Linked DNA regions of Homo sapiens: all the other regions are linked to region 3. Evidence: chromatin loops called from intact Hi-C (ENCODE). Cell type or tissue: PC-9. All regions are shown on one strand. Links, peaks and the distances in the headings refer to the core of each region. The heading gives the core; the rest is flanking DNA. Region 1 overlaps EOLA1 (endothelium and lymphocyte associated ASCH domain 1). Region 2 overlaps MTM1 (myotubularin 1). Region 3 has its middle 5.9 kb from the start of MTMR1.

Evidence for each region. Peaks named below come from ENCODE experiments on the same cell type or tissue, not always from the same donor. Only the 100,000 strongest peaks of a DNase experiment are listed, where the experiment ranks them.
Region 1: a loop joins it to region 3, with 11 times the contacts of the local background. A loop is called at or near these places in 2 of 110 quality-filtered maps.
Region 2: a loop joins it to region 3, with 5 times the contacts of the local background. A loop is called at or near these places in 5 of 110 quality-filtered maps.

The regions. Positions count from the first base shown.
Region 1 is chrX:149,541,248-149,547,809 of GRCh38, reverse strand. EOLA1 (endothelium and lymphocyte associated ASCH domain 1) reads right to left here. Exons shown (of 5, transcript NM_001171907.3): 1 at 6,467-6,562; 2 at 5,725-5,791; 3 at 2,310-2,442; 4 at 1,927-2,208; 5 at 1-1,071. The coding sequence starts at 2,179. The coding sequence ends at 848. Among named protein-coding and RNA genes, the nearest start is that of EOLA1, 3.5 kb to the right of the region's middle. RefSeq lists an enhancer at 6,248-6,457. In PC-9, for the core only: a CTCF peak has its summit at 2,057 (motif pointing right); no DNase peak of the experiment used is centred there.
Region 2 is chrX:150,576,424-150,587,233 of GRCh38, reverse strand. All of the region lies in intron 1 of MTM1 (myotubularin 1), which reads right to left. Among named protein-coding and RNA genes, the nearest start is that of MTM1, 13 kb to the right of the region's middle. In PC-9, for the core only: no CTCF peak of the experiment used is centred there; a DNase peak (open chromatin) is centred at 5,673; H3K27ac peaks cover 1,740 bases.
Region 3 is chrX:150,682,095-150,692,904 of GRCh38, reverse strand. No RefSeq gene overlaps it. Among named protein-coding and RNA genes, the nearest start is that of MTMR1, 5.9 kb to the left of the region's middle. In PC-9, for the core only: no CTCF peak of the experiment used is centred there; DNase peaks (open chromatin) are centred at 2,604 and 3,714; H3K4me3 peaks cover 2,230 bases; H3K27ac peaks cover 3,099 bases.

The DNA.
Region 1 (6,562 bases), core at 181-5,180, 1.1 Mb after region 3:
GGATGTACAACCACCATAACATCCTGGCTCAGAAGAGAAGGGCCACTGCAGTCAATACCTGGGGGGAAATGCCCATCATCCTCATGGATAACAACTAGAAACTTTGCTAAATCACCAAAAAAAAAAAAAAATTACTACAAAATAAAACAACACTACTGATCACATTTCCAAGTTAACCTCACTCTACTAGAGCTGTATTTTGGATGTATTGCTAGGATAGGAAGTAGCTGTGTGATGCAGGTAACACACATGCTTCAGAAACTGACAGACACTTTCAGAAGAGTGAGAGTAACCTGAAAGGACAGACAGCTGCTCTAAGTCTGACGTCCTCTTCATCCTGGATGAGTCGGTTGATTAACGGCTAGTCACTACCAGGCAAACATTCAGTGCCAGGTCCCAGACTTTCTGTATTGTCGCCTGGATGCTAGTTACACATTTGATGAGTTTTGACCAGAACAAATCAGGGGAAAACATAGAACAAAGCCTCAAACACTAACCAGTCATCTACAACACATTTATTTGTACAATCCAGAAACTAGCAGGACCAAAATTAGCAGCAATGCTGAGACATTTACTGGCAGCTTTGCCTTCTACCCTAAGGTCAAAGTACTTGAGACATTGCCTGTGTGCCTAAGGAGGCATCACACAAGGAAAGCCCCACCCCCTACTTCCTTCATCTGAGCAAAGGAACCTGTTTACATGCACAGTGCTTAGTGGGTGGGACTCTCCAAAGCAGTGGAAATTCAGATTTAACCTAATGTATACAGGTCTGCGTCATGATGGCAAATTGAAGGTGTCATGATTTAGCTGGTTTCTCTGGAACATTCCTTTCAGGAGCCCACACTTGTCACACTTCATGCCCCAAAGGGATCAGGTGCTCTGGGATGTCTACCTGGAATACATCCTTGCCTCCTTTCCTAGGTATGGGCTCCAGTAACCACCTGGGGTTTGAAATCACAGTCAGGTACTTCTGCTTCAGGTTGGTCAGTACAGCTTGATTTTCTAGTTCCACAACCTCATCGGGAGTTAAGTCTTCGGGGCATTGCAAAGTTTCCCCAATGTCAACGAGTCCTGTACACAAAGAGAGATACACATGAATGCCTTTCACTTCCATAGCCCAAGGCCTGCCCATGTGACAACACAGTTACTCAAAGTCACAATCAATAGAGAGTAAGACAGCATCAGCAAAATGACAAGAAGGGAGTCAAGTCCTTCTTCCGTAGCTTTGATAACGAACCAAACCCGATTCAGGAAACGCTGGGAGAGGCAGGGGGAGGGCTCCAGAAAGGCAGAGGAGAGGGCCTTGTCCTCATGAAGCCACACAAGTAAGAGGCAGGTCCAAGCCAGACTTCTGAGGGCAGCGGTTGCAGATTGGAAGGGCACCAGCCACTGCCTGGGAAGCTACAGGTGATGCCTGAGCAGGTCACCAGGGGACAGATGCTGATGTCGGGCCTCAGTCACCTAGAGGTTAGGGGACTTTCCCAGGGTGCTGTGAGTGGTGGGGCTGGGGCAGGTTCATGAAGCCAGGCGGGCAGCCCAACTCTAGAGGCCACCTGACCCATTCGGCGGGCTGGGCTGCTTTTCATGGTCTCTGCCACACATGTGCACTCACACATGTATGTGCAAATACACACAGCCAAACACCACAAACACCATGTGCACATGGCCCTGACCAGGCTTCTCACTGAGATCAGAAACAGGAACTGAGGCCCAGAGTGGAGAAATGATTTACCAGAACTCGTGGAAGCCAGCCATACCAACCCCCAGCCCAAGGTCCTTGCCGCCCCTTTGAAGGTGTGTTGCCAAAGGAAACTGTGTTATACACGCCAATCAGTTCAGATGACAAGAGAAGCCCCCAAATTCCCAAGCAAGATCTTGGGCAGCAGCCCTAGGCGTTGTCTGCGCATTTGGTACATTGTCACTTACCCGCTATCACTCCTCGACCAAACTTTTCCCCTTTCCTGAGCAAGGCCTGAATCTGAGCAGGAGTCATCCCGAGTCTCTCCACCAGCAGCTCCCGCCAGGCATCGCCTTCCCAGTCCCTGTGAGCAATGTGGACGGCGATGGTACAGTTCCGCTGGCTGCTCAGCAGGGGACGCCAGCGCGTCTCCACAGTCTTGATTCCATTTAAGACAAAGCCAGCATAAGGCTGCCGGAAGGAGAGGCAGCCAAACTTCATCTTCGCAAGCGCCCCGGGCCTCCCGTAGCCTGCGGAAGCACAGAAGCGCATCACACGCCAGCCCTCCAAGCTCATGGGCAGTGGCCTGACCTTCCCCCCGTGTCTCTCAGGTGGCCTAAATCGCACTGACCTTGATGGTCTCCTGCTTCCGTCTGTCACTGATGTCCAGCACCACAGCAGGCCCAAGGGAAGGGGCTGGGATTCGGCTGACTCAGGTCCATCCCATGGAGTCTTTGGGGCGGTCCGGAGTAGGGCGGGGACAGCTAGAGGAAGGCACAGGCAGGATACCATGTGGTCAGTGCTATGACAGAGGTCACCGAGCCCTAGGGCAACACAGAGGACAGAGGGCCCCCTTGGCCTAGCCAGAGTGGAGAGTCCGGGCTGGTGTTAGCCCTCTTCCAGCACAGAGGGAGAGTCCCACCCTCTGCTTCTCTTCCCTTTCCCCTGCTGTGCCCTGCCAATACTCTCAGTGCCCTGGCCCTGCCGCCACCAAGGCACTGACCTTCCCAGCTCCTACTCCAGGGCTGCTGAGCCCACATCGTTGATATCCAATCTCAGCTCTGTCCTCAGGATGCACCGTGACCTCAGATGGCCCTCAGTCAGACATCTCCTCTCCACCCCTCTGGGTGCCACCTTCCTCAAGCCCCTTCCCCTACCACTGCTCTCCACTGTCAGCAGATGCCCCTGTCCCAATCTGAGCTGAGAAAAGAAGAATGATAATCAGAACAACTAGCAACCCCACACACATGCCTTCCACGTGCCAGCCTCTGGGATGGCATGATCCTCGGATCATCAAATTGAATCTTCAAGTAACCCAGCAGGGTCAGTGGTACTGTGAGGCCCACTCTATGGCTGAGGAGAATGAGGCACCAGCCCACAGTCACACGGGCTCTGACTTCCCACAACTCTTGCCCAGCCTCCTGCGTGTCTGGCTTGGGAGAGGGTCCCCTCCTCTTGCATGGAGGACGGCCCTGTGCCTTGGAAGGAACCCTGGGCTCGAAACCAGAACCTCAGCCCAGTCATAGACTCTTGAGATGCCTCAGTTTCCACATGGCTGTGAGGAAGGGAGATAAGGCACCAAGAGCACCCAGCCCAGTACGTGGCACCTAATAGAACAGTCAGAAATAGTGGCTGCCCTCACCCCTCAGGCCCGTGGCCCCGCCCCCGGCCCTGAACTCCACCCTTGAGCTGCCCCTACTCCTCTCTCTGTCCTTCCTTTCAACACATAAACGCAACCTCTAGTACGCTCTATGATTTTAAGAAAATATACCCACCCTCATGAGACAAAGCCCTGATAGGGCCAAAGCTGCCTGGTATTCACTCCTTTCCCAGTCTGCACTGCAGCCTTCTGAGCTCCAGATCTCCTGCTTTTCTCCCGCCTCTGGGGTGAGCTGCCTCAGCTGAGCCGGTTGCCTGCTGTGCTCTGGACCCTGCTCCTCTGGCTCACTCCGGGCCCTGGGTGCCACCAGCCACCATCTATGCTCGCTCAGCATCCCTACTCTGAGCACACGCGCGCCTCCCACTCTGCCTCCCTTCTCTACAACCCTGAACAGCCGAGACCTCAGAAGAGCTGTCTACATGCGCAGTCTCTACTTCCTCTCTGAACCTTCTGCCCCCACCCCCACCTTTCTCCCTTTATTCCCCACCCCCCCCACCACCCACTCCACTGACTGACCTATCCCCACAAGCACCCATGGCCGGCCTCATGCCAGTCCTGTCTTCATCTTAGTCCATGCTCAGCAGCCCCAGCATGGCTGGGCACACTCCTTCCCTCCTTCTGGGACCCCCACGTTGCTCACCGTCCTGCTCTGAATCCCGTGGTGCAGGCCACCCCCCTTCAGACTCAGCCTTAGGTGGACAGGCCCGTACATACTCAGGACCCCAACCATCACCACCAAGTCCACCTCCCTTCCACCTCTGTGAGTGGCATCACCAGCTACAGCGTTCCTGCCCCAGACCTAGCTGCTCTCTGCCCTGCCTTTCTTTCCCACATCTGCGGCCCACATCCCGTGGCACTGTGTCCAAAACCGACATTGAATCTGATCCCTTTCCATAATCTCTATGGCCACAATCCCAATCCAATCCCCTAAAACCCCCTGCCTTCTGAAGAAGTCTCCTGATAGCACCCCCACCCCCCCCCAGCACTTGTCCTCTGCACTCTTGTGACCACACTGCCATCGGAATGATCTTGGTACAGGGACAATGAGATTATGTCACTCCTCTACTGAAACTTTTCAAGGGCTCCCTGCCCCAACTAGCACAGAATCCACACTTCCTCTCAGGGCACTCAAGGTCCCTCCTGATCTGGTTTCCCACCCCAGCCACGTCCTCTCCTCTCCCCTTTATTCACCACCCTGAAGCCACACAGGCCTTCCATCCCCTGAGGGAACATGCCAAGCTTGTTTCTACCTCAGAGCCTTTGTCAGTTGTGATGGGTTGCATTGTGTCCTCTTAAAATGCGTATGTTGAAGTCCTAAACCCCAGCACCTCAAAATGTGGCCTTATATATAAAAACAGAGTCATTACAGAGGCAATCAAGTGAGACTGAAGCCATCAGGGCGGACCCGCATCCAATGTGGCTGGCGTCCTTATGAAAAGGGGGATTTGAGAGACAGTCACGCACACAGGGAGAACACCATGAGAAGATAAACGCAGAGATAAGGGAGATGCTTCTACAAGCTAATGAGTGCCAAAGATTGCCGGCCAGCCGCCTGCAGCTAAGAGAAAGGGACAGACCAGATTGTCTTTCACAGCCCACAGAACAAACGAACCTGGCCACCACTTTGATTTCAGACTTCCATCCTCCAGAACTGCGAGACAATGATTGTCTGTTCTTTAAGCCAGCCCTTTTATGGTCCTTTGTTTCAGCCATCTTGGCAAACTGCTGTTCCCAACACATCTGCACAGGCTAGGGCACGAGTTTGCCATTTGACAGCACATCAAGCCCATTCTTTCCACCTGACAATCTTCATCTACCTTGTTTTTCACTGCCTGGGTGATATCCCATTGTTGGTCGTCTCATAATTTGCCTGACCATTCCTCCACTGATGGAGAGTTACAAGTTGCTTCCCACTTTTGCCACTAGAAATGACATTACCTCTAACACTCGCTGTGTGAAGACATGCTGAAGGAAATGCCTCGGCCGCCTGGCACGCCCATCTAAGATGCTGATATCTGCCAGCAAATGACTTTCCACAAAGACTCACCCGTGTACCCTCCACCAACCCATCCATGGTGCCATTTCCTCACACACTTGTGGCCCCTGAGCATGATTATTCTTCTGATGAGTGACCAAAGATAACCAGGTTCCTTGGTTCTGGATTACTTCTGATGGAGGCTGAATGTCCCCCACAGGGCCTGGCCACTTCCATCGGGATAAATGGCTACAGTGAATGTTTGCCTCTTTTCTGCCGCCCAGTTTCTTAGCCAACCCTTTTCTCGTCATCACCACAAAATCACAACAGACGCCAACTGTGTGTATGTGGAATCCCTAGTAGGAACTGATGTAACTGAAAAGGCAAGAAGGGGGTTGAGTCCCCTCCTACCTGGTGCTGCAGAGAGTACCTGCTTTACGGCCAGAGGAGGAAACACTCTTCCACTTAGCTTCTTTACCTGCACAACAAGGAAGATAAAGAGGAAAGGTCATTAAGTGCAAGACAGCAAAGCTGGTTAATGGCCCTAAGAAGGTCATGTACTTAGCAGGCATTGGAAACCAAGAAGAGCTGGGAGGCCTGGTCTTATCAGTAACACACATGTGCACATCACAGTTTGGTTCTGCTAATCACAGCAGTGGGACCCTCCGCACCTGTCTGGGTCAAGGACCACAGGGTGCACCAGCCCGCAGGGCAGAAAATCATTTCACCATGTTGAGCAGCATTCTTGCAGCCAAGCATGCTCCATTCGAAGGGAGAAAAATGACACTTCCCCTCCCATTGTCACGGGGCGAGTGTTTGGGACTCTAAATCCCATTGTCCTCAGCTTAATTCTGGGTAGGTCACGCTGAGCACGGCGCCACAGGCCACAGAGCTGTGCACCGCCCGGCCTCAGGTCCAGGCGAGCTCACAGCAGAAGGGCCAACGGGAGGCAGGGAAGACCGGACTGAGGTGGGGCCGCTGTGTGTGGAGCAGTACACGGGCTTTCTACTCGCAGACGCACGTCGCGGGTACACGCGCTTAGAAGGAGCGGAGCCGAGACCCTGCCGACAGCAGGGGACAGGAAAAGGCGCCTCGGTCGCGCCCCGCACGAGTTCCCAGCCCCACATCCAGGGAAACCCCAGCCCTCAGGTACCGTCCGCAAGAAGGCTGAGCACACAGGCTCCCGCAGCATGGGCCCTGGCACCTGTCAGCCCCGGCAGGTCTCACGGCCTCCGGAACCATGGACCCT
Region 2 (10,810 bases), core at 2,692-7,691, 110 kb after region 3:
CTCTTAAACTAAAAAACAAGCTATTAACCCCACCATTGAGAGCTTGTCAAAATGCCACTATGCGCCCACCTACAAAACAGTGTGATACAGTTGAAAAAAAGGAAGGGATTCTGTATTCAGACCAATTTGTGTCTCAGATCCCAATTCTCTCACTTAATTACTGCAGTTTCCAGTCTGTAAAATGGGTGTGACGCCAGCCCTCACAGTGCTGTCATGAGGAACAGGTAAAATTATAGCACAGCAGATGGCATAACAAAGATGCTCAAATACCAGTTCCCTTCCTCCTACCAGAGATGCTTTATGCTTTTTTTTTTTTTTTTGAGACAGAGTGTCACTCTGTCGCTCAGGCTGGAGTGCAGTGGTACCACCTCAGCTCACCGTAACCTCTGCCTCCTGGGTTTGAGTGATTCTCCTGCCTCAGCCTCCTGAGTAGCTGGGATTACAGATGTGCGCCACCATGCCCAGATAATTTTTGTATTTTTAGTAGCGACAGGATTTCGCCACGTTGGCCAGGCTGGTCTTGAACCCCTGACCTCAAGTGATCCGCCCACATCGGCCTCCTCCTGTGGTGCTAGGATTACAGGCATGAGCCACCACACCCAGCCCAGTGAACTCTTAAGTCATTCCCCAAACTGGTGCTAATATGTTAGGTTGGTTGTCCACAAAATATACCATATCCTTGATTGCCTAACCATTCTGCACACAGGTTTTCTAAGATGATCAATCTAACCTTGCCAAGACTCCAATCAGCCTTACAGTAGTTTACCTTCAAATATGCCTCCTTCCATTAAAAAAAGAAAACACTTGACTCCTAGCCCAGGGAATCTTTCTGTGAAATACTTAACATACAGATCTCATCTCATTACTTTCTATTCAGGCTCAGATATCTAAAAATAGGCTACAAATCTAACTATATTTACTCCAAAAAAGGATCCCCCAAGTAAGCGGTTTACTGTCCACATAGACACATGTAACAGAAGCATTAGAGCTTCTTGATTTGTCTTGGTCACTTCAAATCTTAGGGCTACAGTGTATTTGGTTTGATGATTCCTCTTTGAAAATTATATGATGCTATATAGTATTTCATTTAAAATCTCACTCTCTGTATAATTTTGATATTTACAATTCATTTTAAACATGATGATATACCTACCCCTATTTCTTTAAATGTTGCAAAGACCTTTGGCTAAAAATAATGTAATTCAGACTCAGTGGAGAATGCATTTTGAATCATTTTTTCCAGTGGCTAGTGATGGATTTGGGCTGATCTCTTCACCCTATTTCTTGGTCCCCTCACGACAAATGGCACATCTTCAAGACAGCTGATTGGCTTTAGTGGCATGAGCTGTGGCCATGGAACAGGGTAACTTTAGAAATTATTCATAAATTGAAAGTGATATGGTAAGTAAACTATTAGAAAAGTCAACTACTATCAGGTTATCTGTTTTTAATGTACAAAGGCTACCTAGCAATACTGCACACATTTAAACAGATCATTAAACTCACCAATGGATTTTTTAACAGTCAAATACCTGCCAGTAAACAAAGTTTTAAAATAGGAACAAGATCAAGTTCCCGTGCATCTGCCAATTCCAAAACTCATGAACCCAGCTGATCTGCTCAATGAAAAAAACTGCATTTTATTGAACTATTTTCCCCTGTGAGAACTATTCACAAAAAGTACATTTTAAATTTATAAGTAAACAGTAACTTATTTAGCAAAAGTTAAAACAGTAATTGTTGAAGAATAGAAACGTATAAATAGTTATAACTATGATAGTAACAAAGGTGCCAGATCAAAACATCTCCTTACTTTCCAAGAACCTTCTCAGGTCTGGGCTAAAGGACCCCAAAGAAAAGCCCAGGCATTGGGCATTACTGATGAAGATTCTTCTGAGCAGAATCAGTAGTGGAGGAGGGAGGAAAAAAGGAACTCTAGAGTGGATGTGCACAGTATCTAGAAAACTGAAGAGAGGAGAAAAGGTTGGAGATAACCTGCCATTTGAAACAATTCCTCTAGGTACTCTCATTTGAAGGCAGAAGCAGGGGCTTCGTTGGCATATGCTTTGTTGGCATTTACCTACTTCAAAACATGGAAAGCTTTTCCTGACCTCCCCCCACACACACATACACACACACACACTCTTTCTCTCTCTCTCTCTCTCTCTCTCCACTTCTCTGTACACCATACATATTTCTAATATAGTCAGCCCTCCACATCCAGGAGTTCCACATCTAGGGATTCAACCAACTGCGGATCAAAAATATTTGGGAAGAAACACAAAAAACAGTATGACAAAAAATAATACAAATACAAATAATACAAATAGAAAAATACTTCAAATACTAATTTTTATTTGTATTTACATAGCATTTCCATTGTATTAGGTATTATAAGTAATCTATAGAGGACTGAAAGTACACAGGAGGATATGCAAGGTTATATGCAAATACTATGCCATTTTATATCAAGGACTTGGGCCTCCAAGGATTTTGGTATCCTCGGGAGTCCTGGAACCAGTTTCCCGCAAATACCAAGGGACGATTGTATTTCATTTCTTACCCTGTACTTATGCCTTGATATTTTGTGTCCCGTCTCTTAGATTTCTAGAACTTCCTAAGGCCAAGGACCATGTTTTCCATTCTGGCACCAGCACAAAGCACAGTTTGGGTACTCAGTATTCCGTGAAGAAACAAATGTAGCATCACCCTCATAAACTTTCATGACTTTGGAGAAGTTAGTCATCAGTCATTAAAGGTACTCCAACCTACCTCCCTAGGGCTGATTTTTAGGTTTATAATTCCCTTGCATATCTTTAAAATTTTCCACATGTATACATCCCTAAATAATATGATTTTCCATGTTTCTGAAGTCTTATGTAAATGGAATCATTATATATTCTTCTGCCACTTGCTTTTCTCACATAGTGTTGAGAGAGTCATAAATGTTGATGCATATAGTTGTGTTCCACTCATTTTCACAGCTGCATAGCAGTCCACTGCTTTGCACTTGGTTTTTCCATTCTCCTCCCAGTGATCATTTGAGCTGTTTCCAGGTTTCAATTATAAACAGTGCTTTTATAAGCATCTTTGGAAACGTCTCCCATTCCTAGCATGCATATAAGAACCGTATTTTTGTGCCAGATTTTCATATATATATATGAAAATATATATTTGCTGCCATATATAAAAATATATTTGCTGCCAGATCAGGTATGGGAAATATATATTTAATATATATATTTAATATATTTTTAAAATATTTTTATATATTTAACATATATTTAATATATATATTTTAATTTAATATATATTTTATATTATATATATATATATCAAATATATATATATATTTAATATATATTTAATATATATTTTATATATTTGATATATATTTATATATATTTTGTATATTTAATATATATATTTAATATATATTTTATATATATTTTATATATTAAATATATATTAATTTAATATATATTAATTTATATATAATATATAATTTATATAATATATATAATTTATATATTTATAAATAATATATACAAATTATTTATATATAAATTATATATAATATATATAAATTATATATTATATATAAATTATATATAATATATATAAATTATATATTATATATAAATTATATATATTATATATAAATTATATATTATATATAAATTATGTATAATATATATAATTTATATATAATATATATAAATTATATATATTTATAATTTATATATAATATATATAATTTATATATATTTATAATTATATATAATATATATAATTTTTATATATTTATAATTATATATAATATAATATATATAATTTATATATATTATATTATATATAATATATATAATTTATATATATTTATAATTATATATAATATATATAATTTATATATATTTATAATTATATATAATATATATAATTTATATATATTTATAATTTATATATAATTTATATAAATTATATAAATTTATAATTTATATATAATTTATATAATTTTTATATATTTATAATTTATATATAATTTATATATATTTATAATTTATATAATATATATAATTTATATATATTTATAATTTATATAATATATAATTTACATAATTTATAATTTATATATAAATATATATAATTTAATATATATTTAAATATATAAATTATAAATTATATAAATTATATTTAAATATATAAATATGTATTTATATTTATATATTTAAATCAAAGTATCTGGAGAAGATGGATAATAGATGAAAACATAGGCAAATCCACCGTTTGAAATGAAATCCCAAGCTTGTCAACACTCTAATTCAAGCAGATGGGCAGTCTATTGGTGTCCTGGGGCTGCTGTAAAGAAGTCCCACAAACTGGATGGCCTAAAAGAACAGAAATAAATTCTCTCACAGTTCTGGAGGCCCAAAGTCCAAAATCAAGGTGTCAGCTAGGCCATGTGCCATCTGGAGCCTCTAGGGGAGAATGCTTCCTTGCCTCTCCCTAGCTTCTGGTGGTGGCTGCAATCCTTGGCATTCCTTGGCTTGCAGCTTCACCACTCCAATCTCTCTGCCTGTTGTCACATGGCTTTCTCCCTGTGTGTCTGTGTTTTCACATGGTGCTTTCCTCTTTCATAAGGACCCCAGTCATGCTGGATGAGGAGTCCACCCTACTCCAGTGCTGCATGACCTCATCTTAACTAACTACAACTGCAGTAACAAACAAGACCCCAGTCTGAGGAAATAGGGACTAGGGCTTCAGTATATCTTTTTAGGGGACACAATTCAACCCATAATAGGCAGGAGGTTGGCTACAGAAATTAACAATCTATAAAATGGTCATGTCAACATATGGTTACATTCAGAACAATTTCATTTGTCAATCTATCCATAAGCATTCAATGAATACCTATGAAATTAACTAGTACTGAAATAATAATATGGTTTTTTAGAAGAAATAATGAAATGACAACAAGCCAGTCATTCTGAGATACTCCTAACTCAGCATATATCATTATTTAAATCTTGTTTCCAAAGAGTTCACAATCAGTAACTATATAGTGGGCAGCTACTCTGGACCACAATGGAGAGTTCCCCCTCCCCTCAACCAAAAAAATTTGAGATATGTCTTCAAGGAGCTAAAAACTGAGTTGGGAAGATGACAAACAAATGTTTAGATAACAATAAAGATAATTAATATGTATAAAAAAGGTTAAATAGTAATAAAGACAATAACAGAGGTGATACAATTAAAGCAAAACAGAGTATCTGCTTATGCTAATGATCACGGCTTTCATTTACAGATCATCTACTACCTGTCAGACATTGTTCTAATCACAGATTAAGTCATTTAATCCCCACCAAAACCTTAAAAGGCAACTAGGTATTACTATCATCATATGACAACTGACAAACACAAGGAACAGGAAGGTTAAACAATTTGTCTGCTAATAACTGTCAAAGGTGGAACTGAAATCTAGGCAATCTGACCGGCCCTCTCATCCACTAACAGATAGATATCTGTCATTCTCATTCTCTCATAGATGATCATATTAAAATGAGGACATCATGCCTCCTGCTTGCACAGCTGGATAAAAAAAATCTTTTCGGAATTTCATCCACGTGATAAAATCTGATGGTCACAAAGAAGAACCCTAGACTTCACTTTAAAGATGAGTCAACAAATAGGCTTTTTCCCCTGAAATCCATGTCTGTGAGTCACTGAAACAGCACAACCCTTGATTGTCTACTATTTATTTGTATCCACTTAGTCTTTATTAAAACTATCTTTTAAAAGGAGAAAGTTTTTATTACTAGTGCACAAAACACCCCATGAGGTGCAACTATCATGTAATGAGGCATTTGTTAAAAAGCCTGTCAGATCATATATAGCTGAGTTATTCTTCAAAGTAGTCCCCTTTGATGGTGTACACAAATTCCAGCAATGTGGCCACTGTTCAAAGTATTCTTTGAATTATTCTTTTGAAACTGCCTTTGGAATTTAAAGCTACATAAGGTACCATCTCATGAACTTTAACCATATCTTAATTTTTAAACCAAAACCAATGCTCCATACAGCACCGGTGCCCATTCTATGTATTAATAGAGGTGATACAAAATGATTTTGGCCTAGAGCCTTTGAGGATATTTTTTTTAAAGGTGCGAGGATATTTTTTTAAAGGTGCCTGGTCTCTGAAGTCAATCCAAAGAAGAGTTCCAAAATACATTGAATAATTTGGATTTGGAACTTCCTGACCTTCCTCTACATGGGGCTTTTGGAACGCTGCCTAGGGTCTTTTGATTGTTGAGAATGTTGGGCTTGATACATCTTAATTAGTCCTAACTTGCAAGAGCAGGTTGACCTTGAAGGTTAGCAGAGATAAGCAGTAGGAGTAGCAGCTTGCCCAACAGGCAGTTTGCCATAGTAGAGAAGGAGTATGCAAAGGGAATCCCCAAAGATGGCTTAATTAGGATCCTGGGAGAATCAGAAGGAGAAAGACTTGCCATGACCTAGAGAGTATGGACAATAGTTATCTTCATACTTGGAGCAGTTACTTCTTCCAGTCACAAATACAAACAACCACGTATCCTTGTTACAGAAGAAGGTGAAAGGACTGAACGTACATATTTTTATAACTTGGCACTATTGGCAGACAAGGTTTCACAGATGGGGCAGAAATAACCTGAAAAAAAAAAAGGCAGAAATAAAAAAGGCAAGATGAAGAAGAACCAAAACCAGTGTTAAAAGAATGGCAAGGAAAGAGAGGATGAAGAAATTCCAGTTCTAAAATAATGATACATGTGAATCTCGCAGAGAAGATCTATGTCTTTTGAAGGAGCAGTATATGCTGCTCCACAAAGAATTCCCAAGATCCAGATGGAAATTCTGTTATCGACACTAGGAGGAAAAGCTGGGTAGTGGTGGTTAAGAATGGGTATAAATGTGGTGATATGTATAGTCAGTAAGACTATTCATGAGGTGTGCTATCTTCCTGAAGATTGTATCTGAGACGTGGCTTCTATTAACGTAATTCAACATCTATCCATGATTTTTAAAAACACCCTCAGGAAATCAGGAATTGTCAAGGGCACCTATGAAAAACCTTCAGCTGACATCACACTTAGAAAGCATTTCTTCTTTCACCAATAAGAGTGGGAACAAGGCAAGGACGGTCACTCTTATCACTTGTATTTAACATCTTTTAGAGCTTCTAGCAAGTTCAAAACACATAACATATTGGAAAAAAGAAGTAAAACTGTATTTACAGACAACATAATCATGTATGCAAAAAAAATCCTAAGAATACTACAAAAAAACTACTAGAATAAGTAAATTTAGTAAGGCTGCATAAAACACAAAGCCAATATAAAAATTAATTATATTTGTATTGTTAGCAATGAACATATGAACACTGAAATATAAAAATACTGGCCCAGTGCTATAGTTCATGCCTGAAATCTCAGCACTTTGGGAGGCTGAGGCAGGAGGACTACTTGAGCCCAGGAAGTTGAGACCAGCCTGGGCAATACAGCAAGACCCTATCTCTACAAAACATAAAAAAAAAAAATTAGCTGGGCATGGGGGCATGCACCTGTAGTCTTCAGCTACTTGAGAGGCTGAGGAGGGAGGATCACTTTAGCCCAGGAGGTTGAGGCTACAGTGAGCCACCATCATGCCACTGCACTCCAGCTTAGGTAACAGAACAAGACCCTGTCTCAAAAAACTTTATTTTAAAAATGTCATTTGCAATACCAAAAAAAATGAAATACTTAGGGAAACACTGAACAAAATACGTCCAAGAATCACACACTGAAAGCTACAAAACATTGCTGAGAGAAATTAAAGACCTAAATACATGGAGAAATATTGCATGCTTGGGCCAGGCGTGGTGGCTCATGCCTGTAATCCCAGCACTTTGGGAGGACGAGGCGGGCAGATTACCTGAGGTCAGGAGTTCAAGACCAGCCTGACCAACATGGAGAAACCCCGTCTCTACTAAAAATACAAAATTAGCTGGGTGTGGTGGCGGGTGCCTGTAATCCCAGCTACTCAGGAGGTTGAGGCGGGAGAATCGCTTGAACCCAGGAGGCGGAGGTTGCAGTGAGCTGAGATTACACCATTGCACTCCAGCCTGGGCAACAAAAGCGAAACTCCATCTCAAAACAAAAATATACAGATAGATAGATAGATAGATAGATAGATAGATAGATAGAGATATATAGATACATATCGCATGCTCACGGATCAAAGACTCCTAATTGTCATGATGTCAATATTGATCTACAAAGTCAATGAAATCCCTATCAAAATCCCAACAGGCTTGGACAAGATGATTCCAAAATTTGTATGGAAAGGCAAGCGACCAAGAATATTCAAAACAATCTTGAAAAGAAAAAAAAAAAAAAGTTGCAGTACTTCCACTACCTGATCCCCAGACTTATTATAATGCCTCAGTAATCAAGACACTGCAGTACTGGTATAAGGATAGACATACAGATCAATGGAACAGAACAGAGACTATAATTAGGCCCTTCTTTTTGAGGTCCTAGCAATGGTCAATTGATTTTCAACAAAATTACCAAAATGTGTGGGCCTTTTCCCACAAATGATGCTGGAACAGTTTGATGTCCATATGGAAAAATAAATGAATCTTTACCCTTACTTCACAAAATATACAAAATTAACTTGAAATGGAACATAGACATACTAGTTTTATATTGCTGAATAACAAACTTAGCAGCCATAAACAGCACACATTTATCATCTCACAGTTTCTGTGGGTCAGGTGTCCAGGCACAGCTTAGCTGGGTCCTCTGCTCAGGGTCTCACAAAGTTGCAATCAAGGTAATGGCCAGGCTGCATTCTCATCTGGAGGCTCAACTGGGGAAAATCTGCTTCCAAGCTCATTCAGAGTGTTGGCAGAACTCATTTCCTTTAGGCTGCATGGTTGAAGGCCCTGGCTTTTTGCTAAGCAGCTTTTAGTTCCTAGAGACCACCTGCAGTTCCTTTCTATGTGGCCTTCCTCAATGTGGCTGCTCACATCAACAAGTCAGCAAAGAGAATCTCACCTCGGGGAGGACCCAGACCTTCTTTTAAGGGTTTTGTGCTGATTAATTCAGGCCTACCCAGGATAACTTCTCTTTTGATTAATTCAAAATCTACTGGTTGTGACCTTAATTATATCTGTAGAATCCCTACACTTTTTCCATATTCTAGTCTATATTCTAGAAGCAAGTCACAGGTCCTGCTCACACTCAAGGGAAGGGGATCACACAGGTATAAACACCAGGGGTTGGAAAGATCTGTCTGCCAAAACAGATCTAAACATAAGAGCAGGACTAAAAAAGTTCTGGAAGGAACACAGGGGAAAATTTTTGTGAACTTAGGTTAAGTAAAGATTTCTTAAAACACAAAAACTCAAACCATAACAGGGGAAAAAGTAAATAGGACTTCATCAAAATCAAAACTCCTTGCTCTTGCACAGGCACAGTTAAGAAAATGAAAGACAAACCACAGTTTGAGAGAACATGCTTGCAAATCACATATCTGATGAAGTACTTGTATCCAGAATATAAAAAGAACCCTCACAACTTCAGACAGACAATCCAATTTAATAAGAAATGGGCAAAAGATTTCAGCAAATCCTTCACCAAAGAAGATAAACTTAATGGCCAACAAGCACATAAAGACATGCTCACTATTACTAGTCACTAGGAATTTGTAAGTTAAAAATACAATGAGATACCATTATACACCCAGTCAAATGGCTAACATTTTAAAGGCAGACAATTAAAGCCAGTAGGAATGCAAAATGGCACAATGGCATGGCCACTTTGGAAAACAGTTTGACAGTTCCTTGTAAAGTTAAACATACACTAAACATATGGCCCAGCAATGCCACACCTAAGTATTTACACGAAGCAAATAAAAGCATGAGTCCACACAAAGACTTGTATGTGAATGTTCATGGCAGCTTTTTTTCAAAATGGCCAAAAACTGAATCAACTCAAATGATCAACTACTGAATGAATAAATTACATTATAACCATACTATGGAATACTACTCAGCAACAGAAAGTCAGGAACTGCTGATACATGCAACAACACAAAAATGAATATAAAAAGCAGTATGCTAAGTGAAAGAAGCCAGCCACAAAAATACCACATAAGCCTATCCTTGACAAATTTCAAAGAACTACGAGTGTTCACATCATATTCTTTCACCATAATGCAGTTAAGTTGTAAATCAGTTTTGAAAATACCCAGAAAATACATTTGTAAGTAAAAATATACTTCTAAACAGCTCGCAGGTGAATGAAATAATCATAATAGAAAATATCACAACTAAATAATCATGAAAATACTATGTTTTGAAACATCCAAACAGCAGAATAAATCTAAAGAAAGGAGGAGAAAATGAAGAATGATTCCTGGTATATTCTTTAAGTGAAAAGGGCAAGAGGCTGAATAGTGTATGAAATATGTTTTTGTGCAAGAAAAGGGGAAAATACATGTACGTGCTTGCTCAAATTTGCAAAAGATACTTAGAAGAACAAACTAATAAGATTGATCATCTACGGGGGGGAAAGAAACAGAATACCTGGTCAGAGATGGGGTGAAAGCAAGACTTTTCTGAATATACCTTGAAATAAATGTGACTTCAAAATCATATAAAGTTTTTACTCGTTAAAAATTAATCAAAAAAGCAGGGGAAAAGCCCTAAAAGGGAAACAAATGAACATAATTATATTATCAAGTTGGTGCCATAACCACAACTGACAAACCTCTGGTTAGACTAATAAAGAAA
Region 3 (10,810 bases), core at 1,200-6,199:
CCTTGCCATCTGTAGGGCAACCAAGTGTTCTGATGCCGCCCTCGGAGCTTCCGCCCATGGTTTATGTTAAGAGTAACATTTAACTTCTGTTGATTAAAAAATCACTGCTATGAACATCAAGCCAATATCTTGGTGAGGCATTTAGGACATTTGCTTTCTGGGCTAGATTTATTTCCTTGCTCATTTTGTTTGGGTTCGAATATCCAACAGCTCATCCCCTCTCACCTCACCCCTGATTAAGTTGGGAGTGGGTGTGTGGCTCGTGATTAAGCCTCTTTGCCTGTGATTGCTCTGGGTGTAGACAGGAGGCCTGCGACCCAGGTCTGGAAAAGAAGATATAAAGGGAACAATTTGCTCACTGTTAAAAGGCAGATCTGCAGACAGGGAGTTACTCATGCCCATCCCAGACCCATCCTGCCCCACCAGCTTAATAACTTCAAACTGAACTTTGAGGATATGATGCCTGAAGCCCCGACAGCCATCTTACGCACAAGAGGAGGTGAGCCTGGGGTAAGAAGATGACAGAGTGAGGAGGGCTAGGAGGAAGGAAAGGAAGATCCCCAGACAATAATAGCTCCTATCTCACACTGGAGAATCACCGACTGCAGGTTGCTGGCTTTCTAAAATTATTAAATCAAATGGTTAACCCACTGTTATGGACTGAATGTTTTCATCCCCCTGAAGTCCATATGTTGAAGCCCTAATTCCCTGTGTGATGGTATTTGGAGATGGGGTCTTTGAGAGGCAATTAGGTCATGAGGGCCAAGCTCTAGTCTGATGGAACTGGTGCTTTTTAAGAAGGGTCACCAGAGAGCTTGATCTCATGCACTCACATGCACACACTGAGAAAAGGCCGTGTGAGTACACAGCAAGAAGGTGGCCATCTGCAAGCCAGGAACAGAGCCCTTACTAGGTCCCTGCTGGACACTTAATCTTGGACTTTCCAGCCTCCAGAGTTGTGAGAAAATTTCTGTTGTTTAAGCCACCCAGTCTATGGTATTTTGTTTTGGCAGCCTAAGCACACTAAGACACCCACTTTTAGTTGGGTATTTTGTTACAAGTAGCTGCAAGCATCTTAGCTGTGCTGAGAATTGTCAGAAAGAAAACAGTGCAACTTTAAGCATATTTTAAGTACCATATTCTTTAAGAAACATTAGGCCAAAGAGGAATTCACTGTGACACTGTCATACTTCCAATTCAGTTAAGTACACTTAGGATTTAGAGGACAGAGATGAATCTGACATATCCCTGCCTAAGATGTTCACAATCCAGTGAAGGGGACAGACAAATTAACAATGACATTACAAGTTGGCAAGTGCTATAATGGGGACAATTGCACAGGATGTGGAACACCTACCCCAATCCATAGGAGAAGAGGAGGTCAGGAAAACTTCCCCAAAAAGGTGACATAAAACTGAATCTTTAAAGATGAGTAAATCCTTGATGAGGCAAAGGAGTCAAGTTATTCCAGGCAGAAGGCACAGTTATGGGCAAAGGTGTGGATTAGTAGGTATATTAATCTGTTTTGCTTTGCTGTAAAGGAATACCAGAGACCTGGTAATTTATAAAGAAAAGAAGTTTATTTTGGCTCACAGTTCTGCAGACCGTACAAGAAGCATTGTGCTGGCATCTGCTTCTGGTAAGGGCCTCAGCAAGCTTACAATCATGGTGGAAGGCGAAGAGGAAACAGGCATGTCAAATGGTGAGAGAAGGAGCAAGTGAAAGGTGAGGGAGGCACCAGACTCTTTCAAACGACCAGCTCTTGCATGAACTCATAGAACGAGGATTCACTCATTACCACGGGGAGGGCACAAAGCCTTTCCTGAGGGGTCCACCTTCAGGATGTTCACAATCCAGTTTGCAACCCAGACACCCCTTACTCAGCCCCAACTCCAACATTAGGGCTCACATTTCAACATGAGATTTGGACGGCACAAACATCCAAACTCTATCTGTAGGTTAAATAGCTTATTATGTGCAAGAGAATGCCAAGAAATCGAGTGTTACTGGAGCATAAAGTCAGACAAGATAAGTGAGGATCTGGACTGGTGGTAGGCCAAGAAGTTTGGGCTTTGTTCTGCAGCTCACCAGATCTCAAATGTTAGTGTGCAAGAATCAGCCCCAGTCTGCATTTTCAGCAAATGCTCCCATGATTCTGATGCGGGGCTTGCTGCACTTGGAGAAATACTATTGTATAGTCCCCCATCTACGTCCATTTGATAGATTGTGCTTCCAAAGACTGCTGCAATAATATCCCCCATCCCACACACTCTTTTGCAAGGTGATCTTACCACTCATACATCAAGAGGTGGATTCTGTTTACCTTCTCCTTGAATGTGGACTGGCCCTGTAACCCCTTTGACCAATAGAATGTAGCAGAGGTGATGCTGTATAATTTCCAAGGCTAACCCTTAAGGGATTTGCAACTTCCAGTTTGCTTTCTGTGCATACTCCTTCTTGGAAGTCAGCTGCCATACTCTGAGGAAGCCCAAGCAGCCACAGGGAGAGGCCCATATGGAAGAGAACCAAAGCTCTCAGCCAATAGCCCTAGCTGAGTTCCCCAGGCAGCATGGCCAGAAGCCAGCACTAACTGCCAGCTATGTGAGTGAGGCCATTTCAAGCCTTTCAGTCATTCTGGTGGCCTAGCCAACACCACATGAAGCTGATGAATCATACAATTGACTCACAGATTTTTGAAAACTAATGAATTATGGTTTTAAGCCACTAGGTTTTGGGGTGATTTTTTGTGCAGCAATAGAGCACCCAAGCATTGCTCTTGATGAATGATCCAGAGAAGTAATCCCCTACCTGCTCAGCTCCCTTCCCCATTCAGCTATAGGAATCCATGCACAAATCACAGCCACACTCCAAGGAGGGTACTCCACAGTAGTAGGTCAGAAGCTGTTATAATCTAAGATTTTACCCTACTAGCAAGCTGAAAATTTAGTTGATCACCACACTCTAACACTCTGAGAGAAAATATAAAGCCTCTGGATCCGAAACAAAGACAGTTTATTATTCACAGCAAAATCAGCAGCCACAGCAATATCTTGGATCTGCATCCTGAACCCCAGTCTCTACAGGGTGGCATGCTGTTCTGCAGTGCAACCTTGCCACTCTTACATTAAGAGGTGGTATCGGCTGGGCGTGGTGGCTCACGCCTGTAATCCTAGCACTTTGGGAGGCCGAGGTGGGCAGATCACCTGAGGTCAGGAGTTCAAGACCAGCCTGGCCAACGTGGCGAAAGCCCATCTCTACTAAAAATACAAAAATTAGCCGGGCGTGGTGGCACATGCCTATAATCCCAGCTACTTGGGAGGCTGAGGTAGGAGAATCGCTTGAACCCAGGAGGCAGAGGTTGCAGTGAGCTGAGATCCTGCCACTGCACTCCAGCCTGGGCGACAGTGCGAGACTCCGTCTCAAACAAAACGAAACAAAACAAAACAAAAACAGGTGGTACCTATTTCCCCTCCTTTTGAATGGGGGCTGGCCTGTAACTGCCTTTGACCAATAGGAGGCTAGATAGTATCTGCACATGTAATGGGATACACCACAGGAGAGAAAACCCCAACGCAGGAAACTCTGGCTACTAGTGACCTACCCATTCTCCCCTGCAGGGAGAGAGATTACTCGTTACCTTGGAATGAATGATCAGATGTAAACAAATGTCCTTTGTGGAGATTTACATTTACTACCCTGGATTGGAATGTCTCCTCATACCAACTTTACTAACGTGGCTGTAAATGTATTTCCTCAGAGAACCCTGACCATGCTGAAACCGGAGATAGTCATGGTGAATTGTCTCCAAACACACACAGGCCCTACCACCCCCTTCTGCCCACATGGGGGTCTAGTCATAGTTGCTGGGCTGACTATACTGCATTCCTAGAAATCACTCTAAGAGGACAGGCACATGGTTTTTGTATGCCACCTGGAGCTGGAGTTGTGTGGTGGGAGGCAAGGTGAAGAGTGACTTCTCAGGCCCGTGGTGATGCTCACCAGGAAACAGGAAAGGCCTCCTTTGAATGCCCAGCTGCACTCTGCAGTTCCTGCTGGGGAAGTGGGAAATGTATATGAGTATGCTGCATGTTTGTGACATGTTTATGCATGTTTATGCCATGTTTATGTAGAAAGTAGTAGTTTTCAAAATTACACGCATGAAAATGACTTGGGACATCAATTAATGTGCAGATTCATGAGCTTCACCACAGAGAATCTGAAAATTTAGTAGTTAGCTAGGGTGGGTGCTAAGAATCCACATTTGATAAAGCACCTCAAGTGATTCTGATATACATGGTTTGAGGACCACACTTTGAGAAACCCTGTTAGAGGTGACAAGGAGCCACAGCAAGATCTTGGAAAGGGGTGAACTGATCATATTTCCACTCCAGAAAGATCACTAGGATTGCATGATGGAGGATGGACTGGAGGGGCAAGAGTGGCCGTGAGAAGGTCAGTTAAGAAGTTGTTGTCATAATCAAGGAAGACCTGATGCATGAACCCTAACATTGGACAGGACTCAGTGACTGATGGAATGTTGGACATGAAGTGAGGAGGGAAGGAGATGCCAACGTGGGCCAAGCCTGGCACTGAGGTTTCAGACTTGGAAAACTGGGTAAAGGAGATATTAGCCACTGATAAAAGGAATCCAAGATGACAAGCAGGTGGGAGAGGTCAGTGACCAGGATGAATTCATTCTAGACATGTTGAGCTTGACCCACCCTAAGTCCAAGCCCATAAGTTGCCTTTGTGTATATTAGAAAAAAGAAAACCCTTCCTAACAACACTGGACTTCTGTTAGTCATAAAATTGTCATAGTATAACCAATTTTGTTAAAGCTCAACCTTTGGCTGCCATATGCCAAGAGACTGCCATAATAGACCTAGAAATCTATGTGGACCTCATTCTGAAGGATCCCTGTCTTAGTCTGTTTGTGCTGCTACAACAAAATACCACAGACTGGGTAATTTAGAAACAATAGATAACAATAGATATTTATTTCTCACAAGTTCTGGAGGCTGGGATGTGAAACATCAAACCTCTCGCTGGTCTGGGCCTGGTCTCTCTGCTTCCAAAATGATGCCTTTGTTGCTACATTCTTCAGAGAGGAGAAACGCTGTGTCCTCACATGGCAGAAGGTAAAAGGGTGAACACCTTCTGTTAAGCCCTTTTATAAGGGCACTGAATCTCATTCATGAGGACAAGCCCTCATGACTTAATCACTTCCCAGCAGGCCCCAACTCTTAACACCACCACCATGGGGATCAAATTTCAACAAGTGAATACTGGGGACATTCAGACCATAGCAGTCCCCCTTAGATGTGGCCCCCTTGTGCACTTCACAACCTGTGCAACAATGCATAGCAGTCTTGGGGGGTACCTATGGGTATCCAAGTGGAGATGTCCAGTAGACAGTTGGAAAGGAACTCAGGAAAGAGAGGTAATAAAAAGTTGGCTAATTTTCGTAAAATTTGAGGACAGAGGAACTCTTTGTAATTTAACCTTCAGCTTCACGATTTGGAAACTACGGTTGGGATCATCACTTTCATTTCTTGAAAACAAATTAAGCAAATGAAAGTGGACCTGATCGTCCCTTGTAAAATAAATTTCTCAAAAACATAATTTTGCTAGGACTGAGCAAAGCTAATCCTCAATGGAATTACATGTGACTGCACTGCAGAGAAATGTTCCCATCATTTGGAGGGTTTGTAGTGTCAGCTCAAAAGAGCAGGGCTTCTGCCCTTATGAATGGGTTAGTGGATTATCATGGGAGTGGAATTGGTGGCTTTACAAGAAGAGGAAGAGAGGCCTGAGCAAGTACGCCTAGCTTCCTCACCATATGAGGCCCTGCACTGCCTTGGGATGCAACAGCGTTCCCACCAGGAAGAAGGCTCTCACCAGATACGGCCCCCTGACCTATGACTTCTCAGCCTCCAGAATTGTAAGAAAAAATTTATTTTCTTTATAAATTATCTAGTTTCAGGTCTTCTGTTGTAAGCAACAGAAAATGGACTAAAACAATAAACTACAGAAAAAGCACCACAGATGACTTAACTTTGCCTTTAGAAGTTATCTGGAAGGTTCTCAGCCACAAGTTCAATTATTGGCAAGGCTAAAGGATGCCTCGGGAGGCTTTTGCCTTCACCACCCCCATCATCTCCACCATTCTTTGATGTTGAGATTCCTGTATCCTCAGTCTTATGACAGGTGCTCTACAATGCAGTGTCAAGCTCACCTTCACACAGAGACTGCGGTCCAGAGACCTCATACTCTCAAAGCTCCAGAGACTCCACTTGCCTCAACCTGGCAAGCATATTTCAGAGACACACTTTTTGCCCCACTCAGTAAACACATAAATTTCTCCCAGATAAATTCCCTTAAGGCAGCCACATTTAAGCAAGCAGCTGAGATATAGTGGTCTGCAAAGGAGGGAGAAGAGTCCAAAATAGGAGGAGGTCCAGGAGATGAGGTTGTCAATGAAGTCAAAGGAAGAACATTGTCTTCAGAATCAATCTTGACCTTGGGTGCCTGGGTGGAAAGTGATGCCAGTCCCTGAGATTAAAAAATAAAAATAAAGAATAAAAAAAGAAAGAGAAGCTATTTGAAGTGGAAGAGCCTGTAACATGTCCAGGAGTGACGGGGTAGATGGGTCTGGTGCCCAGGAGAAAGGCCGGGCTACAGATTTCAGCCTAAAGGTGTAAAACCTCGAGAGGCAGAACTGGCTAGCTGTGTAATGTGTAGGGCCCAGGGCAAAATGAAAAATGCAGGGTACCTTGTTCAAAAGTATTACAAATTTCCAGATGGTGATAGGAAAGCATTGAATCAGGAATGGGGCCTTTCTAAGCATGGGGCCCTGTGTGAGTGCACAGGCCAAACACCCATGAAGTTGGCCCTGATGAGAATGTGTAAATTTGCCTGGGGAAAACATGTAAAATGAGAAGACAAGTGAGCCAAGGAGACATACTAGATCATTGGCACTGACAGGGCAGGTGAAAGAAGAGCGGCCCGGGAAGAGCTCGGGGGGTTGGCAGAGACAAGCAAAGAGTCAGGGCAGAGGGGGCATGGGAGCCAAGAAAGTCAAGAGTTCTAAGATGGAAAGAGTGATCCAGAGTGTCAAGTGTTGCTGGGACATCTGGTAAGACAAAGAAGTGTTCCCTGGATTTGACTGCAAGGAGGTGGTGTGGACTCTGCTGAGAGCACTCCCAAGGGACAGAAATGTCTGGGAGGGCAAAAAGAGAGACAGTGAGTTCAGACCACCTAGTCACAGGTTTTGAGTTGCATGGACCAATAAAATGAAAACAAAACCGAGACCCACTGTTGTTGTTGTTGTTGCCATTGTTCTTGTTGCCATTGTTGTGTGCCAGGACCATAACATATGACTGCCAAGTAAGGACTGTGTACATGAGGCTCCATCTTTGAGAACCAATGTTGAAGCCTTCCATTGCCCTGCTTGCCAAGTAGATGTCAGCTGGAGTTAGGGGGATCCTTTTCATCCTGAGCACCACCACATGGGGCTCACCAAAAGTGGGGAGAAAAACACACAGTCTCTTTGCCACCTATGCAGACAGCCGTCAACTCAGTCTGGGCTTGGGCAGTGATGCTTTGCAGCCCTAGGGTGGACTGGGCAGCAGGAGACCTGGACTCCAAAGCTGGACTGCTTTGTAAGGCCTTCAGCGCAGAGTTTTAACACTCTTGTTTGAATGTTAGAGATTTTTCAAACGCTAGAGATATTCACATTCAAATATAAGTTAAAACATCAGATATTATATATGGATTATCCATTTCTCTAAGTCTGAAATAGCATAGTAATTGACTTGATGTAATTAGAGGCTGAAATTTATAGACAGTAACCATCAGGTCTTAGGAGAGGTGTGCAGATGTGTTTAGGGATGAGAAAGATAAATGCTTTTCTTGGATGAGATTTTGAGTCCATTGGAGAAGCAGGAGCATGGACTATATTTTCCATTCTTTATTTTCAATCTTTGTGTATCTTTATAGGTGAAGTGTGTTTCTTGTAAGCAATAGTTTCTTGTAGGGTCTTGTTTTTTCATCCATTCAGTCACTCTATGTCTTTTGATTACAGAGTTTAGTCCATTTGCATTCAATGTTATTATCGATAAGTGAGGACTACTCTTGTCATTTTGTAATTTGTTTGCTGTTTGTTTTGTGGTGTTTTCTTCCTTCTTTCCTGTCTTCCTTCCTTCTTTCCTTTAAGTGAAGGTGATTTTCTCTGGTGGTATGATTTAATTTCTTGCTTTTTTTACATTTTGCGTATTTGTTGTATATTTTTACATTTGAGGTTACCATGAGGCTTGCAAATACTATGTGATAATCCATTATTTTAAGCTGATGAGAACTTAGCACTGATTGCATAAACAAATAAACAAACAAGCAAAAAGAGAACTAATAAAAACTCTACATTTTAACTTTATCTGCCTGTTTTTAAACTTTCTATTGTTTCCCTTTGCCTTATTGTATTGCCTATGTCTTGAAAAGTTACAGTTATTATTTTTGATTTATTCATTGTTTAGTCTTTCTACTTGAGTGTTTTACACACCACACAGTCTTATAATATTCTGTGTTTTTCTTTGTGCTATTACCAGTGAGTTTTGTACCTTTAGATAATCCCTTATTGCTCATTAATATCCTTTTCTCTCAGATTGAAGAACTCCCTTTAGCATTTCTTATAGGACAGGTCTGGTGTTCATGAAATCGCTCAGCTTTTGTTTGTCTGGGAAGATCTTTATTTCTCCTTCATGCTTAAAGGATATTTTCGCTGGATATTCTATTCTAGCATTAAAGTTGTATTCCTTTAGCACTTTAAATACGCTATGCCACACTCTCCTGGCCTGTAAGGTTTGCACTGAAGAGTCTGCTGCTGGACTTATTTGGGCTCCACTGTATGTTATTTGTTTCTATTCTCTTACTGCTTTTAGGATTCTTTCTTAATGTTTGATCTTTGGGCGTTTGATTATTAAATGCTTTGACGTGGTTTTCTTTGGGATGATACATGCATGGGCCTAGCTCAAAAGAAAGCATGTGCATAGGAGCCCAGCAACAGAGAAAGCAAGCTGTGCTCTGGAGGAGGCAAAAAGATGAGGCACCCCAGAATCTGGAAGATAAAACTTTTTTCTCCTCTGGTCTCTCTCTCTCTAGCGCCCTCTACTGACAAGGATTTACATTATGCCAGCTGGTAAGAAATATTTACAAAGCCCATCTCCATTATCACAGAGCAGTTAAAGGAGGATGCCTTTGGAGCTGAGAATGCATTGATAAGTGGCGTGGACACTCACAGACTTACTGGGTTGAAAGAAACGCTAATCTAATGTCTTCCTATTTCCAATCCACATCCCACTTGATGATTGAATTCCTCCTACGAAATCCTACCAGGCAGTGCTTCTACAGGTGTAGGGCCAAAGAAAGAAATCTCTACATTTAAAGCCTATTTATGTCCAGAGTATCAATCAATACAACACACCTTTCCAAAAGGAGCTAACTCTGTAATCAGTGATTAATTCTTTCAATGACATCTATTTAAGGATGCAATTTGACCAATATGTAGGTATTGCCTGAAATAGTCATTTCTAAACACTTGGCACTGGGCCAGCTGCACAAAATTACCTGGGGTGCCTTTAAAAAAATTAATAGACCTTTCTTTGTGTAGTTTTAGGTTTCGGAAAAATTGAGTGGAAATTATAGAGAATTCCCATATACCCTCTCACAGTACGCCCCACCCCCCGTCCCAGTTTCCTTATTATCAACATCTTGCATTAGTGTGGTACACAAGTTACAATTGATGACCCAATATTGACACATTATTATTAACTCAAGTCCACCGTTTACATTAGGGTTCATTCTTTGTGTTGTACATTCTATGGGTTTTGACAAATACATGGTAATGGCATGTATCCACCATTATAGTATCATAAACAATGGTTTCTGGTTTCAGTGCTCTAAAAATCCCCGGTGCTCCACATACTCATCCCTCCCTCTTTTCCTCCCTCCCTCTCCCTGAACCCCTGGCAACCACTGGCCTTTTTACTGTCTCTACAGTTTTGCCTTTTCCAGAATGTCACATAGTTGGAATCATACAGTATATAGCCTTTTCACATTGGCTTCTTTCACTTAGCAATATGCACTTAAGTTTCCTCCATGTGTTTTAATGGCTTGATAGGCTCATTTCCTTTTAGTGCTGAATAACATTTCATTGTCTGAATGTACCATAGTTTTGTTTACCCATTCACCTATTGAAGAAGATTTTCACTGCTACCAACTTGTGGCAACTAAGTGACAAACATGGGGCATCTGCTGGAAACGTTTGTGTGAAGGATTTGCCTAGACATAAGTTTTCAATTCATTTGGATAAATGCCAAGGAGCATGGTTGCTGGGTCATATGGTAAGGCTATGTCTAGCTTTGTAAGAAACTAAACTGTCTTCCAAAGTGTCCGTGCCATTTTGCATTCCCACCAGCAATGAATGGGAGTTTCTGTTGCTCCACATTCTCTTTTTTTTTTTTTTTTTTTTTTTTTTTTTGAGACGGAGTCTTGCTCTGTCGCCCAGGCTGGAGTGCAGTGGTGCGATCTCGGCTCACTGCAAGCTCCACCTCCCGGGTTCACGCCATTCTCCTGCCTCAGCCTCCCGAGTAGCTGGGACCACAGGCACCCGCCAGCATGCCCGGCTAATTTTTTTGTATTTTTAGTAGAGACGGGGTTTCACCGTGTTGGCCAGGATGGTCTCGATCTCCTGACCTCGTGATCCGCCCGCCTCGGCCTCCCAAAGTGCTGGGATTACAGGCGTGAGCCACCGCGC